2 separate regions of the Mus musculus genome follow, and region 1 is linked to region 2. The links are chromatin loops, found by intact Hi-C in ENCODE. Cell type or tissue: heart. All regions are shown on one strand. Each heading gives the region's core, and the rest is flanking DNA. Links, peaks and the distances in the headings are about the cores only.

Region 1 (7,496 bases), core at 1,252-6,251, 210 kb after region 2:
CTGTGGGAACCTGTGCAGTGTGCACAGAGTTGGCTTCTCCACTGCTCCTACCAGGCACAGGCTGGTCCCCCATCACTCAAAGACTCTTGGCCATGGCCCTAGTCCTGTTCTAGACTCCAGGTGCTCACTGGGCAGCCCTCCCCCAGTTCATTCATTCACTCATGTCAAGAGCAAATGTCTGCTGATCACTTATCTGCCAGGCCCACTCTGAAACACAAGAGTCCTCTCTTATCCCAGGGACAACATCTTAAGGACCCCCTCAGAAGGTCCAGTGGGAGTTCTTCACTGTAGTTGAGCTGTTGGTCTCTAGGACCCTCAGAAGTTCTCAGGAGACATGTTTTAACAGCAGCAAGCCTTGCTTCTCCCTACCCTGTGGCTCTGGTTTAAAATGAAATCTGATAGTTGTCCCCACATCTGTTCTGGCTACCAGTGTCTTTACCCATGAGGTGAGGCAGCATTCAGAACCTATGCTGTGTTCTACAAGATTATAGGCTAAATCTACCCCTTTATTTTCTTTAAATCTTTTAGCTTCCAGTTTATTTTTTTATTATTGAAACCGAGTTTGTTTATGCGGCAGAGGCTGGCCTGAAACCCATGATAACCCCTCACAAGGTTAGCCTGTCTCAGGTATTTTGTTATAGCAATGAAAAGCAAGCTAATACACTCTTCAAAAAGCATCATCCTGGTGGAGGATCCTCCCATGTGCCACAATCATACAAGGCACCCCAGGCTTTCACTTCGTAATACCTCACACCACACTGTCTTGGAGGGGTGATGGTTGCTGATTCGATTCCCCTTTGTACACAGAGGAGCAGAAACCCAGAGAAAGCTAGTGACATGTTCAAAGTCACTCAGGAGACTGAAGTGAGCAGCGGCAGCCTGGACTGATGCTCCTGACACAGAAGCTTGATCTGAGAGGACCCTCTGGCAAACAGGATGCAGGACTAGAGGGTCAGTGTAACCGTTTGAATAGGAATGGCCCCCATAGACTCGTGTGTTTGAATGCTTGGCTTATAGAGAGTAGCACTATTAGGAGGCACGGCCTTGTTGGAATAGGTGTGGCCTTGCTATAAGAAGTGTGTCACTGTGGAGGCGGGCTTTGAGTTCTCATATGCGCAAGCTACGCCCAGCATGGCTCACGGCTCCCTTCTGCTGCCTGCTGATCAGTATGTAGAACCCGTTGGCTCCTCCAGCACCGTGTCTGCCTGCATGCAGCCATGCCTCACCATGATGATAATGACTGAACCTCTGAACTGTAAGCCAGCCCCAATGATCTGTTTCCCTTTATTGGAGTTGCTGTGGTCATGGTGCCTCTTCACAGCAAAAGAAACTCTAAGTCCGGAAGTAAAAAGCTCCCTGGCAAAGAATCTGGCCTCCTGATAGAACCTCTTAATTCCAGCCAGCCCAGGGCTCCTCCCATGGGACCCTGCAGAAGAAAGCCATGCAAATCTCACCCCCCCACACACACACATATGTTGTAAAGGACTCATGCACCCCAAGTCCAAGATAGGAAGTGTCTTAGTTAGTGTTTCACCGCTGTGAACAGACCACCATGACCAAGGCAAGTCTTATAAAGAACATTTAATTGGGCCTGGCTTACAGGTTCAGAGGTTCAGTCCATTATCATCAAGGTGGGAACACAGCAGCATCTAGGCAGTCATGGTGCAGGCAGAACTGAGAGTTCTATATTTTTATCTGAAGGCTGCTAGCAGAATACCAGGCAGCTAGGAAGAGGGTCTTAAAGCCCACATTCACAGTGACACACCTACTCCAACAAGACCACACCTACTCCAACAGGCCACACCTTCTAATAGTGCCACTCCCTGGGCGGAGCATACACAAACCACCAAGGGAAGTAACCTCCACTTCGTGGTTTGTGCCAAAGGGAGCCTCCAGCCGTTTAGTAACCAAGCTTTCCTAGTTCCCATGCTTACCCGGTGCTATACCCAGAGCTATGTGGGTGGTGAGCAAAATAATTCACCCACTACCACTTACTCACCGAGCCATTATGAGAAGGCACTGTGCCAAGCGCTGAGCGTGGTTCCTGCCTGCCAGGAGCCCACTCAAAACTGTACGCAAACAAGCAAGCCCCCACTACACAAACTATGGCCTCTAACATGTGACCAGCTGTAGCATCACGTGGGGGCTCATGAGACAAACAGATCCTCAGGGCCCACTCACCAGGACCAAAGGAAATGAAATCCCTGGGAGTGTGGCTCTGGAAGCTGCTTTTCAAAACTTACCAGATCAGAAGCTTGCGATCCGTTTGTCTCTGTGGCTAAGATCTCTCTCTCTGCTCTTGCAGAGAGCCAGACTTCAGGTCCCAGCACCCACAGGCCCACAAATGCCCACAACTCTAGCTCTAGAGGATCCAATACCCTCTCCTGGCCTCCACAGGCAACTGTATACATGTGTTCATACAGGCATACAGACATACACATGAATAAGATAATAACGCTTTGAAAAAAACATCAAGCGACTCTTACTGTGTACATAAATTTTCAAAATTTCAGAGGCCTGCTACTAACCTTCCATTTTAAAACTGCAAAACCGGCTGGGGGAGGGCTTGCAGCCTAAGCACACACCCACGTTTGGATCCCCAGACCCCAGTAAAAGCCAGGCATGGAGGCGTACGCCTATAATCCAGTGCTGGTGGGCTGGAGCCAGGTGGGTCCTAGAAGACTGTTGGCCAGCCAGTCTAGCTCAAGTGTTGAGTTCCAGGCTCGAGGAGAAACTGGTCTTAATATACATAAAGGAAGACACCTGTTCAATTGTGCTTTCTGTTGCTATGGTAAACACCACGATCAAAAGCAGCCTGAGGAGGGAAAGGTTTATTTAGCTTACAGCTTACAGCCCCTCACTGAGAGAAGCCAGGGCAGGAAGCTGGGGCTAAGAACTGAAGCAGAAACCCTGTTTATCGGCTCTTTTCCAGTTGGCTTGCTCAGACAGCTTTCTTAAAGAGCTGCTCCAGACCCACCTGCCTAGAGATAGCACTGCCCACAGTGGGCTGGACCCTACTGAGTCAATCAGCACTTGAGAAAATACTCCAGCAGACACAACCACGGGCCAATCTCATAGAATCAATTCCTCAACTGAGAGTGCGTCTTCTGAGGTCTGTGTACAACATTGACAAACACTAACCCTAGCTACGACAACATCCAGTGTGTCAATTTTTGACCTCCACATGTGCACACACTAGGGCAAACACACACACACACACACACACACACACACATTGCAAAGCAGCCACAGAGCTTGTCTCATCTAAACCCTCTTCCCTAGTTCATATCCAGAAAATATCTAGAGATCTATTAATCATAATACTGTATTTTATCCATAGACAGACAGACAGACAGACAGATAAGCTTTGAAAGCAACAATTTGTTCATTGTCATACCACTGGTTACCTAGAAAAGGTCTAGCACAAAACAGTGATTAATAAATATTTGTTGATTGACAGATGGTAGAACATCCCATATCCCAAGCATTACTAGTTATTGAGAGATCCTGGAGAAAGAGAGATGTTGTTGGCCACAGCGTGCTCCACAGGGAGAGCCACCCAGGTTGGCCTTTAGTGTGTATCAAATAGGGATAAAAGGATGCTAGAACAGAGAGGTTAAGCCTCTTGCTGGAGTAGGTGGTAGGCAGTTAATATTACCACCAAGAACTTTCCTAGTTCTTTTTTAATATTACCACCAAGAACTTTTCTATTCTGCATCCCTCACGCCTGTGTCCTGAATCGCAGAAGTAGGCAATGTCCTCCAGAGGGTACATGGTGGGAATGAGGGTCAGCCTGGAGCACTGACTGCTTCTCTAAAGGACCCAGGTTTCCTTTCCATCACCCATGCTGGGGCTCACAACCATCTGTTAACTCCAGTTCCAGGGGGATCTGATGCCCTCTTCTGGGCTTGATGGGTACTGCATGCTCATCCTGCACATGCATACAGGCAGGCAAAATACCCACAGTCATAAAACAAAAATAAATAAATCTTACAGAAAAAAAACTGTAAAGAGGGTACCAAGGCTCAGTGATAATAGACAATTTGTTCCCCTTGAAAGAAGACTTGTAGACGGACATTCACAGTAGCTTTATTTACAATTTCCCCAAACTGGAAACAAACCCAAATGCCCATCCACAGATAAAGTGACCAGTTGTATTATATTTACACGATGCAATATCACTCAGTGACAAAGTGGAACAACACACAAACACACACACACACACACACACACAAAAGATGAATGCAAAAAACAGATTGAGCTAAAAAAAAAAAAGAAAAGAAAAGAAAGAAAAGAAAAGAAAGAAAAGAAAGAAAAGAAGCCATACTCTAAATGCCCATGCTGTATGTAACACACTGGGGCTCATGTAGAGTTCACAGTCCTAAAATGATCCGGAAAAAAAAAAAGGTGGGGAATAGAAACCCGGTAAGAAATTGCTGCTGGGGCAAAGGTAGGGTGCTCACTAGGAAGGGAACAAGGGCCTTTCTGGGGGTAATGGAAATATTCTCTACCTAGACTGGATTAGTGGGTTCATGGGTGTTTATAGCTAACCAAGCTCATTTACATTTTATTCTGTTAGATCATACTCTGTGTTAACAGAGAGCTAGAAAGCCTACAGGCGACTTAGCAGGTAAAGGGACCTGTTGCCAAACCTTGGACGTCTGGGACACACACAGTGGAAAGGAGAGAGCCTCCGGTTGCTCTCTGACTTGAACGACTGCACATGCATGCATTGTAATTTTTTTTAAAGGAGCTAGAAAATCATCTTCTTTAGCTCGCAAAGCCACATATGGAGCTATGAAGCCAGGTTCGCCCTGTCCCAGTGACCTCTTGGTACCAGTCTGTTTTGGCTGAGCTGGGAGCTCCCAGCCTTCCAAAGTCTGAATGGAAGAAATTCAATCCTCCGTGGATGAAACATAGATTTCCCAGTCCCAAAAGCACGACAGAGAGAGATTCACAAGGAGGCTGGACTGCTGTCCTGCTGTGAATTGAGAAACTTGGATTCAGTCTCATCTCTGACTTTCACCTGCTACTCCATGACTGACTTTTGCCGTGTTGCCGTGAAGCAGAGATCACGGGACCCCAGATCCTCCATGCCAGAAGCCAGGAGCCCCGGTGCTTACCAAACAGTTACTACATTTTCTTTTTAAAAAGAATAACGTGCTTGCTTTATACCTACTAGACAATTTTTTCTCATGCATGCTAACATTGCTGTAATTAATAAATTACACAAGTATTTTGAAGCTAAAATGAAGCTCAGTGGCTTTTTATCATTGTGTGTTTGCTCAAACAAAACCCAGCAGAAGAGAGCAGCTAGTGCTCATGACTTTGATTTAAAGAGGCTGGGAATCTCTATGTGGAGGATTGCTAAGGGACAGTCACCAAGGGGATGGTCGCCAAGGGGACCGTCGCCAAGGGCCCTTCCAGGTCAACTGCCCCACGGTTGTCTGACATCGTTTGGGCAAATGCTTGAGAGACAAGCCTCTTGTCCTGGCTCCAGGAACAGAGTCCCCAGTGTGTGGGCTGTGTCCTGGCTCTATAACCTATTTTACAGCACCTCCCAACACAGGCGCGCGCGCGCACACACACACACACACACACACACACACACACACACACACACAGAGTGGCTATTACACCTTAGGTCTCCAACTCTGATAGTGAGCCTCTGTAAGAAACCTGGACATTTTCTTTTCCACAATCATCAGTTTCTGGTGTCAGACAAAAAAAAAAAAAAAAAAAAAAACGGGGGGTGGAGTTCCTGGTCACAGTGAACCTCAAGAACACCACGGAAGGCCACAGCACACTGGGGAATCTGTCAACAGGAATCTGGATTCAGGCTGAGCCAGGTGCCCCATCACCCCAGCCTGAAGGGCTGAACCTGCGGGTCTCACATCTAAACCCATGCTCTGCACCTTCCTTTCCAGCATTCTGGTGGCTTTTCCCACCCCACTATCCTCAAAACTTCCTCAGCTGCAGGCCAGGGTCTTAGTGCACAGATAGAAACCAAAATCTCCACCCTCCACTTCTGTGCCCTTCCCAGCAGGTTGCAACCTCGGAGGTTCTGGTGCTGAGTCAGAGGTTTCTAGAGCTTCCGAATAAAGAGGTGGCGGTAGCGGGGATGGGGGTGGGGGTTTGGGGTTGGGGGGTGGGGGTCGGCAGCGTCCTACTTCCCAAAGGCGGCGGCGGGAGACAGGCCCCACTCTGGTGGCGCTTGCAGATACATCACTTCCCAAAGACCTCTTCCAGCTACCCTGCCCCGCCCCCAGCCTGGGTACCCAGACTTTAAGGCATAAATCCCCAATCTCCACCGCGGCCACCAAACCAGAGGGTGAACCCCGTTTTGCCCATTCGATATTTTAAACAAAGCCAAGGGCAGAAGATGACCTGCCGCCCCATCCTTCAGCTTCTGGTAAAACTCCACTTGCTGGTTTTAATCCATTTTCCCACCACCACACTGGAAGCGACTCCGGAACCCGCCTTCTCTCTAAGGCACCATCCCCCCTCTCAGGCTTCCAACTTTGCGGATCAGCGCACAAAAGATAATCTGCTCTTCCCCCCCCCCCCCCCCACTCCGAGAGATGCGCGCCGCCCACCTCCGCCCCGGGACGCCCCGGCCTGCGTGGCCCGCGCCGCCCGGACCAGGGCGAACTGCAGAGGGCTCCCGGCCGCAGCCGCTCCCTTAGGGCCTGAGGATGCACTTGCAGAGAGGCCCAGCCCCGGAGGCCCAGCGATCGGCCGGACGCTCGGCTGCTGCAGCATCCCGACAACATCCCCGCAGCCAGGGGCTGCGCGGACAGCCTGTAGGGAAGGGACAGACCCCCAGAGGGTCATGGATCCAGCCACCCGACGCGCACTCACCACGCAGCGCCGCGGAGCCCGCGCGTCTACGTCCCGACCGCCCGGAGACCCACGCGCGCTGTTCAATCCGGGCTCCGAGTGACGAAAAGCCGCGCTCGGCTCCAGCCTGACCCCGACCGACGCACAGACCCGGGGACGCACCGACCGTCTGGCGTCCGAACTAAGTTTCAAAGTTCCCTTCCCTGCGAGGGAAGGGGACTCAGACAGCGCCGCTGCCCCTGACCGTGCCCGCTGAGCTCAAAGGGGAGCTGGGGTCCGATGCCCCTGGTCCTGGGATCCAGGCACTACCTCCCGGGGGCGCCGCGCTGTGGGGCCCTGGCTGGAGTTGAGCACAGAGAACCTAGAAAAATGGTGGGGACGGGGAGCGAGAGTGTACCTCCTCGCTGCGGCTCCAGCCTGGAGGGACGCTAGCTCCCCAATCCAGGGAAGGGATAGGCCTTGATTGGACGACACCGGCATAAAATCAGAGGCGCCACGGGGTAGTGACGGCCAATTAGTAAACGGCCCAATTAATGCTCAGCGCCGAGAAGTTAAAACCCCGACGCGCGAGTGTGGACAACCGAGGGGTGGGGGCGAGCAGTGGAGGGTGCTGGAGCCTGTGACTGTCCCTGGGTGTGTCCGGGTGTGACTAGGTG
Region 2 (7,496 bases), core at 1,447-6,446:
GCTCTCTTTGCTCTCCCAGTCTTCCCAAATGATTACTATACGCTGCCTCCCAACTGTGGCAACAGGAAGCATTTTCAGATAATTGTGAAGATTAAAGATATTTAAATTGTCACTGTGAACTTTCAACACTTTCCTTTGAGGGGTAATTACCCAGTGTGAAGTTTGTGTATTACAAGACTTTAGGCCCTGGGGATACATCATATTGTCAGCTCTAAGATATCTCTTCCCTCTCTTATTTTTGGCATCAGCTGAACTCAGGGCATTGCCCATGCTGGACAGGTACTCCACTGGTGAGCTAACTCCCCTGCTCAAGATGCCATTTTAAAGATTTGCCATTTATTGGAGGTGAAATTAAGAAAGAAAAAAAAATGTGGGGAAATGTACACTTAACAAGTAGTAATGAAGAGACCAAGTCTGTCCTCAGGGAAGCTCCTGTTTATGTGAGCAATAGTAAATTTCTATAGTGAGGTATATTGAAAGGTGACAAAGGGGCTAGAGAGATGGCTCAGTGGTTAAGAGCACTGACTGAGCCGGGCGTGGTGGCACACGCCTTTAATCCCAGCACTCGGGAGGTAGAGGCAGGCGGATTTCTGAGTTCGAGGCCAGCCTGGTCTACAGACTGAGTTCCAGGACAGCCAGGGCTACACAGAGAAACCCTGTCTTGAACCCCCCCCCCAAAAAAAAAAAAGCACTGACTGCTCTTCCAGAGGTCCTGAGTTCAAATCCCAGCAACCACATGGTGGCTGACAACCATCTGTAATGAGATCTGATGCCCTCTTCTGGAGTGCCTGAAGACAGCTACAGTGTACTTACATATAATAAATAATAACTCTTTTTAAAAAAAGGCGACAGAGGATTTTAAAGGAAAAATGAAACAGTAAAAAAGAAATTAGGAGTGAAGGAGACTGCTGGAGTAGTCATGGAGACTCACCTGGGGAAAGGGTATGAGCAGAGACCTGAATGAAGAGGTGAGCTGTGGAGAAACAGTGTTCTAGTAGAGAACACAGCAAACCTGGGAAGTGTCTGGTAGTCAAGGCCACACAAGCAGAGGCTGCTGGAACCGAGACCCGGACCTAGGCAGATAACTTCAAGCTGACAGTGCTGTGGTCTGGCAGTGAGATGAGCGTCAGGTGTTAGAATGTGGAGGTTAAGAACAGTAACAGTCAGGAGGGAGATGGAGCCAGATTGCGTCTTCCTTTCCAGGCACCTCTTGGGTATGAAGTCATAGTCTCAGAAAGTGCCTAACTTTATGGAGGTGTGTTAACACAAAAAAGCTCCTTTTACTTTTTAGTACTTAATGTTTAAAATATGCATTGGTCATGGTGTCTGTTCACAGCAATAAACACCTAAGATGACAACTATCTGTAGAATGTGTAAAATCACAGGAATATTATGTTTGAAGATAGTAGAGTTATTACTGTTACTAGCATCTGTTACAACTGTTGTTAGCCATCAGAGAATTACAACAGGATTATTTTTTCACTGTGGGCCAGTTACTGTACAGAGAATTTGAAGGTTTTATTCAGGACCCATCACAAGCTTTATGTTCAACAGCCCTACACAGGTGCTTCTTAGCTTAGGAAAGGGTCACATCCTATTCAGCACATCACAAGTGGAAGCATCCTTAGTCTAAAACACACTTAATACAACACAGGGCACTAGGAACATCAGCTTGCCCTTGTGATCCTGTGGCTGAATGGGAAGATGCAGCAGCCCCTTCTGCGGGCCAGCATCCCCAAACTTATCACAGGGTGTATTTTAGCTTGAAAAACAAACAAACAAAAAAAAAAACAAAAAAACCGGGGCTGGCAACATGGCTCAGCGGTTAAGAGCACTGACTGCTCTTCCAAAGGTCCTGAGTTCAAATCCCAGCAACCACATGGTGGCTCACACCATGTGAGAGGGTGAGATCTGACACCCTCTTCTGGTGCATCTGAAGACAGCTACAGTGTACTAATGAATAATAATAAATAAATCTTAAAAAAAATTCAAAATCTGATGAAGTTCCCATCGAATGCAAAAGGCTTTCCCATGATTGCATTATAGAGCAGGATCAGGAAAAACAAAAAACAAACAAACAAACAAAAATAAGCAAGCAAGCCAAAGCCAAGCCAGCTGTCTGGAGACGGGGCTGTCTGTCCAGTGAAGTGTAGATTCCATTCTCTGTGGGTTGACTCTAGTTAAGCTGGACATGGCTATCCTCTCTAGCATCCACTTCTAGAAGAGGCCAGCTTGGGTTCAGGGGAAAACCCACTCTAAGGTTTAGGTGCCAGAACCAACTCTATTGAGGAAAATCGTCTTTCCACACAAGGGTCTGAAGTGGAACTCCAGAGTGGCAGGCGATGGGGAAACGTTTAAAATAGAACAGGCCCTGACAATGGCGGTAGGGGGAGGTCTTTCATAGCTCACCCTTGCCATATGGGTAACTTGTCAGATCACTAAAAACCAGAGACTAGCCGGGCAGTGGTGGTGCACGCCTTTAATCCCAGCACTTGGGAGGCAGAGGCAGGCGGTTCGAGGCCAGCCTGGTCTACAGAGTGAGTTCAAGGACAGCCAGGGCTACACAGAGAAACCTTGTCTCGAAAAAACCAAACAACAAAAAACAAAAAAAGCCAGAGACTGGTAAATTGCTTAATACCTTCTTGCAGAATTTAATATGTACGTGCATTACCCTGTATTTCCCACTTGATGCTCCCAAACCATCCTTGGAAAAACAAAAGCAAAATGCCTTCGCTGAAACCGTTTAATTTCCAGACGTTCAATTATCAAGAGATACTTCAAAATGAAGGCACGGGAGCCCGAGGCAGGGGAATCAACGCGATTTTCAGGCTGGTCTAACAAATGAGATCCTGCTTTTTTTTTTTTTTTTAAAGCAAAAACCACAAAACCTAAATAATTTCCATTCCAATTCCGGGCAGCATCCACCGCCTGGGCCTCGTCCAATTAATACCTTCTTGGCTTCTCTGCGGACCCAAAGAGACGACCCACGGCGAGGGTTGTGGACCGAGTGCAAGCGCCCTTGGTTGCATGTAAGAAACTCCGCCAAGCATTCCCGGAGGCATCAGCTGGCGCAAATACTCCCGCAGCCCACCGAATCCCGTTGGCTTGGGGACTTCAAGAGGACAAGAAGGAAGCAGGCTATGCCAGGGGAGCGGCAGCGGCTCGATAGCTGCAAGGCAAGCCGCCGCCTCACGTGACAGCGAAGAGGAAGTAGGCACGCCCAAAAGCCTGCCGGGAGCGAACCCAAGCCAGGGGGCGGAGGGAGCGAAAAGAATAACAGGAAATGACTTAAGACGCACGTGCTTCGGAGAGGGGTTGGAGCTGGGGCTTCGAGAGGCCGGGCTACCGCCGTACGCCTGCGTAGTTGCGGCGGGCCGAGCTGCCGAGTCACCGAGGTGGGAGGAGCGTGAACGGTGGGCAGGGCGCGAGCCGAGGTTGCGCAGGCGCAGTACAACTCTAGAGGCGCGGGCCACCCTATCGGTGGGGTTTGGATCCGGGTCAGACAGACGCGGCGGACGCGGAGAGACGCTCGGAGCCGACGGGGCCGGATTCCCGGGAGCGCCCCAGCTGCGAGGAGGTGAGTGGCCGGACGGGACGAGGAGGGCCGGGGACGTCGTGTCCGCCAGGCCTCCCACCCGCGGGAGGCGGAGTCCGGCCCTCCCGTCTGGTCGCGGCGTTTCCCTGCGCCGACTGCCCGGCCCGGCCCTCGGCTGCCGCGGCCTGGAGTGCCAAGTTGCGCGGCCTTCGCTTCCCGCCTTCCTGCGTTCCCGCGGTGTCCGGGCCGCGCCGGCCACAGCTTCCCCTTTCGCTCTCCTTGCCGCCCTTTGCCCCTTCCCGCCTTTTCCCGCCCTGCGAGTCGCACTCCTCTCCGCTTGCGTCCTGCGGCTTCTGCGCCGCAGCTTCACTCCTGCCTCCTCTCGGAGTCCGTGGTTGGCCGGGGCGGACAGGGTAAAAGCCGAGACAGCTCCCCGCTTGGGTGTCCCCGGGTTCTGACCTTTTCCCAGCCGACTCCGCTTAACCGTGATAGGCAGAAAGGAACGAACGTGTCGCTTTGCCTGTAGTCCTGTGATTTTGAGGGGTTGAGTGGGTGTGCCCAGAGAGGTGTGGATGTGTTCTCGTCCTAGGGACAGATTGATTCTATCCGGGCCGTTCTGGATAGGGTTGGTTAGTTTGTTGTTGTTGTTTTTCCTTTTCGGGACTCTGTAACTTTGAGAGGTTTGGGGAGATTTCTCCGCTTTAACTTTGTGAGGACGCGTGCAGATCTCATTTTCGTGCTGCTGAAAATGAGAAGTTCGACCGGAAACTTAAGGAGAGCTTAGTTTAAAGCTTCAGAGGTGTAAGCAAGACACTGCACACGGTATTGGTGGAAAGAAACTGGGATGTGATTTGACTTAAAACCACGAAAAGTAACTTCTTATGGGCCTTTTGCAAGTCTGAGGTCTTTGGGCATTCTTTGGAAGTAAGAGCAGTGAAGGGGTAATAGGAGAATTTCCCACAATGTAATGTAAATGAAGATAGGCAATCCACTCACCTGTTGTATAAAGCTGTTGGGTTGATGCTTCCATAATGGAAAGCTAGGAACTGGGAGGAGCATAACAACCCATTTGTAATTGCAAGCATGCTCTGATCTAGCCCCCTAGGTTAAGCCTAGGATACTCTTGCTCTGGCTTAAAGTAATTGAAGAAAAACATGAGCAGTCACAGTGGTGGACGTTTGAAAACAAGTTAGGCGATACTTTATTCTCAGAGTTTTTGGTTTGCAGCCAGATTTTTATTTTGGGCTGTTGGGGTTTTTAATGATATATCTGGGAGTGTCTCAACAAGAATGCTAAGTTTGTATTAACATCTAGGGTGGTCACCTGCCATACTATTAAGTCAGCACTGTGTAATTAGAAGTTGTGAGGCTTAGCTGGGAGGCTTCCTAGCCAAGTGTGAGTCCTGGAGGGTAGGAGTGAGATGCCCTCCCTACTGAAATGGGGTTCCTGGGACCCCTGTATTCAGTTCAGCCTCTGTTGTGGCATCCAAGGTAGAACTAGGAATCCTAGAAGTACTTGTGAAAGGAGTGGATCTCTGCCTGTGATGTTTACCAGTGTCCATGTGGCTTGGAGTGTACTTAAATGTTGACTGATTGCCACACAAGTCAGATTGAGAGAACTACTATAAACCTCACTATTAATTTTTTTTACTTGTATTATGTGTATGAGAGTGTTTTATATGAAGGGCAGAGTGCAACTTGGGAAGTTGTTTCCTCCTGTTACTCAAGTTCTAGGAAACAAGCTCAGGTGCTCAGGCTTAGTAGCCATTCACCCTTACTCTTTGAGCCATCTTTTCAGTCCTTACAAATTCAGCTTTCATGGAGTTGTGGTAGCAAAAAGAAATTGTTTACAGCCTGTGATAGATCTTTGGAGATGTGGGAGCTCCAGACACACCAGAACTTAACCTCTGCTTAGTATATAGAATATTGTGTGTTTGGAGGACTCCTACTCCTGTGAAGAATTAGATGAGTGAAACTTAGTCATGTGGATGAGGTTTCCTTGTGTTTGACCTGGTTAAATAAACCACGTGGGCTTGTTGTCTTCTGATATTGAAGTGAAACCTAGCTAAATTCTTTTTTTTTTTTTTTTTTTCTCTTCAAGACAGGGTTTCTCTGTGTAGCCCTGGCTGTCCTGGAACTCACTCTGTAGACCAGGTTGGCCTGAACTCAGAAATCCGCCTGCCTCTGCCTCCCAAGTGCTGCGATTATAGCCGTGCGCCACCACGCCTTGCTGGCTAAGTTCTTTTGCCGGTGAACATACACACAAATGTCAAACATTGTGACATCTTGACCTTTGGAATATTAGAGGTCTCATAATAACACAGAAAACTCTTCTGAGAAATAAGCTGATCTAGAATCAGTACCCAAAGATCCATAGAGAGGCACTGATCTCTTTGAGAGTGCCTGGGGGTGGGGGGTGGGGTGGGGTGGCTAGGGGGTACCAGGTTAAGTTTAAAGGTAAAATATATCTTTGGCTTAAAAAGTATATATTGTTTTCTAGGTTTTTTTTTCCTTCTCTCACTTTTTGGATATTGGCGTGTTTATTCAAGATTTAGTATTTTGGTAATTTTAAGATTGGATTTGAGAATTTGTGTTGTCTGAGTTAATGATCCCTTATCTCCTTCCTTTGTGTTAAAAGGAGAGTACATGGAGTCATATTTGCAGAGCAGTATTCTATGAGTTTCTTTTCTACTTCTAACTAAAGAGACGTTCTGCTTTGTTCTTTACCTGTGTTTGAGTATAGGCATCGTCATTTCTGTGTAATAACTACAGTACCCAAAGCTTACAAACACCTAATAAAAGTTTTTGGTCAGAGGAGTAGAGTATAAATGACTGCAGTCTTTATTCCTGTTCTAACAACAGCAGCATAAAGTTCTTCATGCATGCTGATACATTGGTTAAAATTGCTATGTACAAATGATGTGGTGTCATAAAATCATACTTAGAATTGTTAGGATCAGACTAGACAGATACCCAATAGCATTTTAATTAATCAGAGTGTTTCAGTTTGAGCTTTCTTTTGTTTCTCTGATAGTAATTTTTTCGATAGGTTTCTAGGCATGGACAGCCAGGGAGCTTTTCTCACTTGATTTAGTAGATTGAAACATACATAGTTCTTAGATTTTTGTTTCCAGCGTTAACTATTTAGGTTGTTTGGATACTGTTGGTTTGTGTCTCTGGAATGAACTACAATCCAGAATTGGAAGGCTCACCTGTAATACTGATCTTGAGGCTGGGAGATACAAGTTTCTGACCTGGATCTTGAGGCATAGTGGCTATAAATCCCGGGAGACTAAGACAAAGAGATCTAAGTTTGTCAAGGTCACTTGGGACAAAATAAGTCCCAGATTCAGGCATGGTGGCACACACCTTTAATCTGGGCCACACCTTCCGCTGGAGACCTACATAAGGACATTAAAAGAAAGATTTCTCTTCGCCTGCTTGCCTTGTGGGAATGAGTAACTGCTAGATCCTTAGACGTCCATTCTCAGCGGCTGCTGACCATTGTTGGGGAGTTGGACTATAAGTCATCAGCAAATTCCATTACTATATAGAGACTACCCATACGTTCTGTGACTCTAGAGAACCCTGACTGATAACAGCCGTGTATGTGTGTGCGCATGTGCATGATAAGCTCTGTATGTAACCTGCTGCTTAGAAATGAAACATATTTCTCTCTTATAAGCTCTATATGTAACCTGCTTAGAAATGAAACATATTTCTCTCTTAACAGTAATTGTGCAAGCAGATATTATACTCTTGATTCCACTAATTTTCACTTTTCTTATTTCCTTTTTAGTATTAACGGGAGGGAACATCAATAGGCGTACAGAAACCTTCACAATGAAATCCGAAGCCAAGGATGGAGAGGAGGAAAGTCTGCAAACTGCCTTCAAGAAATTAAGAGTGGACGCATCAGGGTAACTGAGCATGTGATATGTGGCTTAGGACTATTTACTGGA

Evidence for each region. A loop is a pair of places that touch in the nucleus more often than their neighbours do. Peaks named below come from ENCODE experiments on the same cell type or tissue, not always from the same donor. Only the 100,000 strongest peaks of a DNase experiment are listed, where the experiment ranks them.
Region 1: it touches region 2 in a loop (2.7-fold over the local background); 1 of 42 quality-filtered maps calls a loop at or near these places.

The regions. Positions count from the first base shown.
Region 1 is chr2:163,203,882-163,211,377 of GRCm38, reverse strand. All of the region lies in intron 1 of Tox2 (TOX high mobility group box family member 2), which reads right to left. Among named protein-coding and RNA genes, the nearest start is that of Tox2, 4.5 kb to the right of the region's middle. In heart, for the core only: a CTCF peak has its summit at 3,903 (motif pointing left); no DNase peak of the experiment used is centred there; H3K4me3 peaks cover 355 bases; H3K27me3 peaks cover 1,610 bases.
Region 2 is chr2:163,415,493-163,422,988 of GRCm38, reverse strand. Oser1 (oxidative stress responsive serine rich 1) reads left to right here and starts at 3,519. Exons shown (of 4, transcript NM_025699.2): 1 at 3,519-3,577; 2 at 7,334-7,454. The coding sequence starts at 7,378. It overlaps 2900093K20Rik (RIKEN cDNA 2900093K20 gene), which reads right to left and starts at 3,218. Exons shown (of 1, transcript NR_151490.1): 1 at 2,628-3,218. In heart, for the core only: a CTCF peak has its summit at 3,468; DNase peaks (open chromatin) are centred at 2,308, 3,348 and 3,948; H3K4me3 peaks cover 3,265 bases; H3K27ac peaks cover 2,372 bases.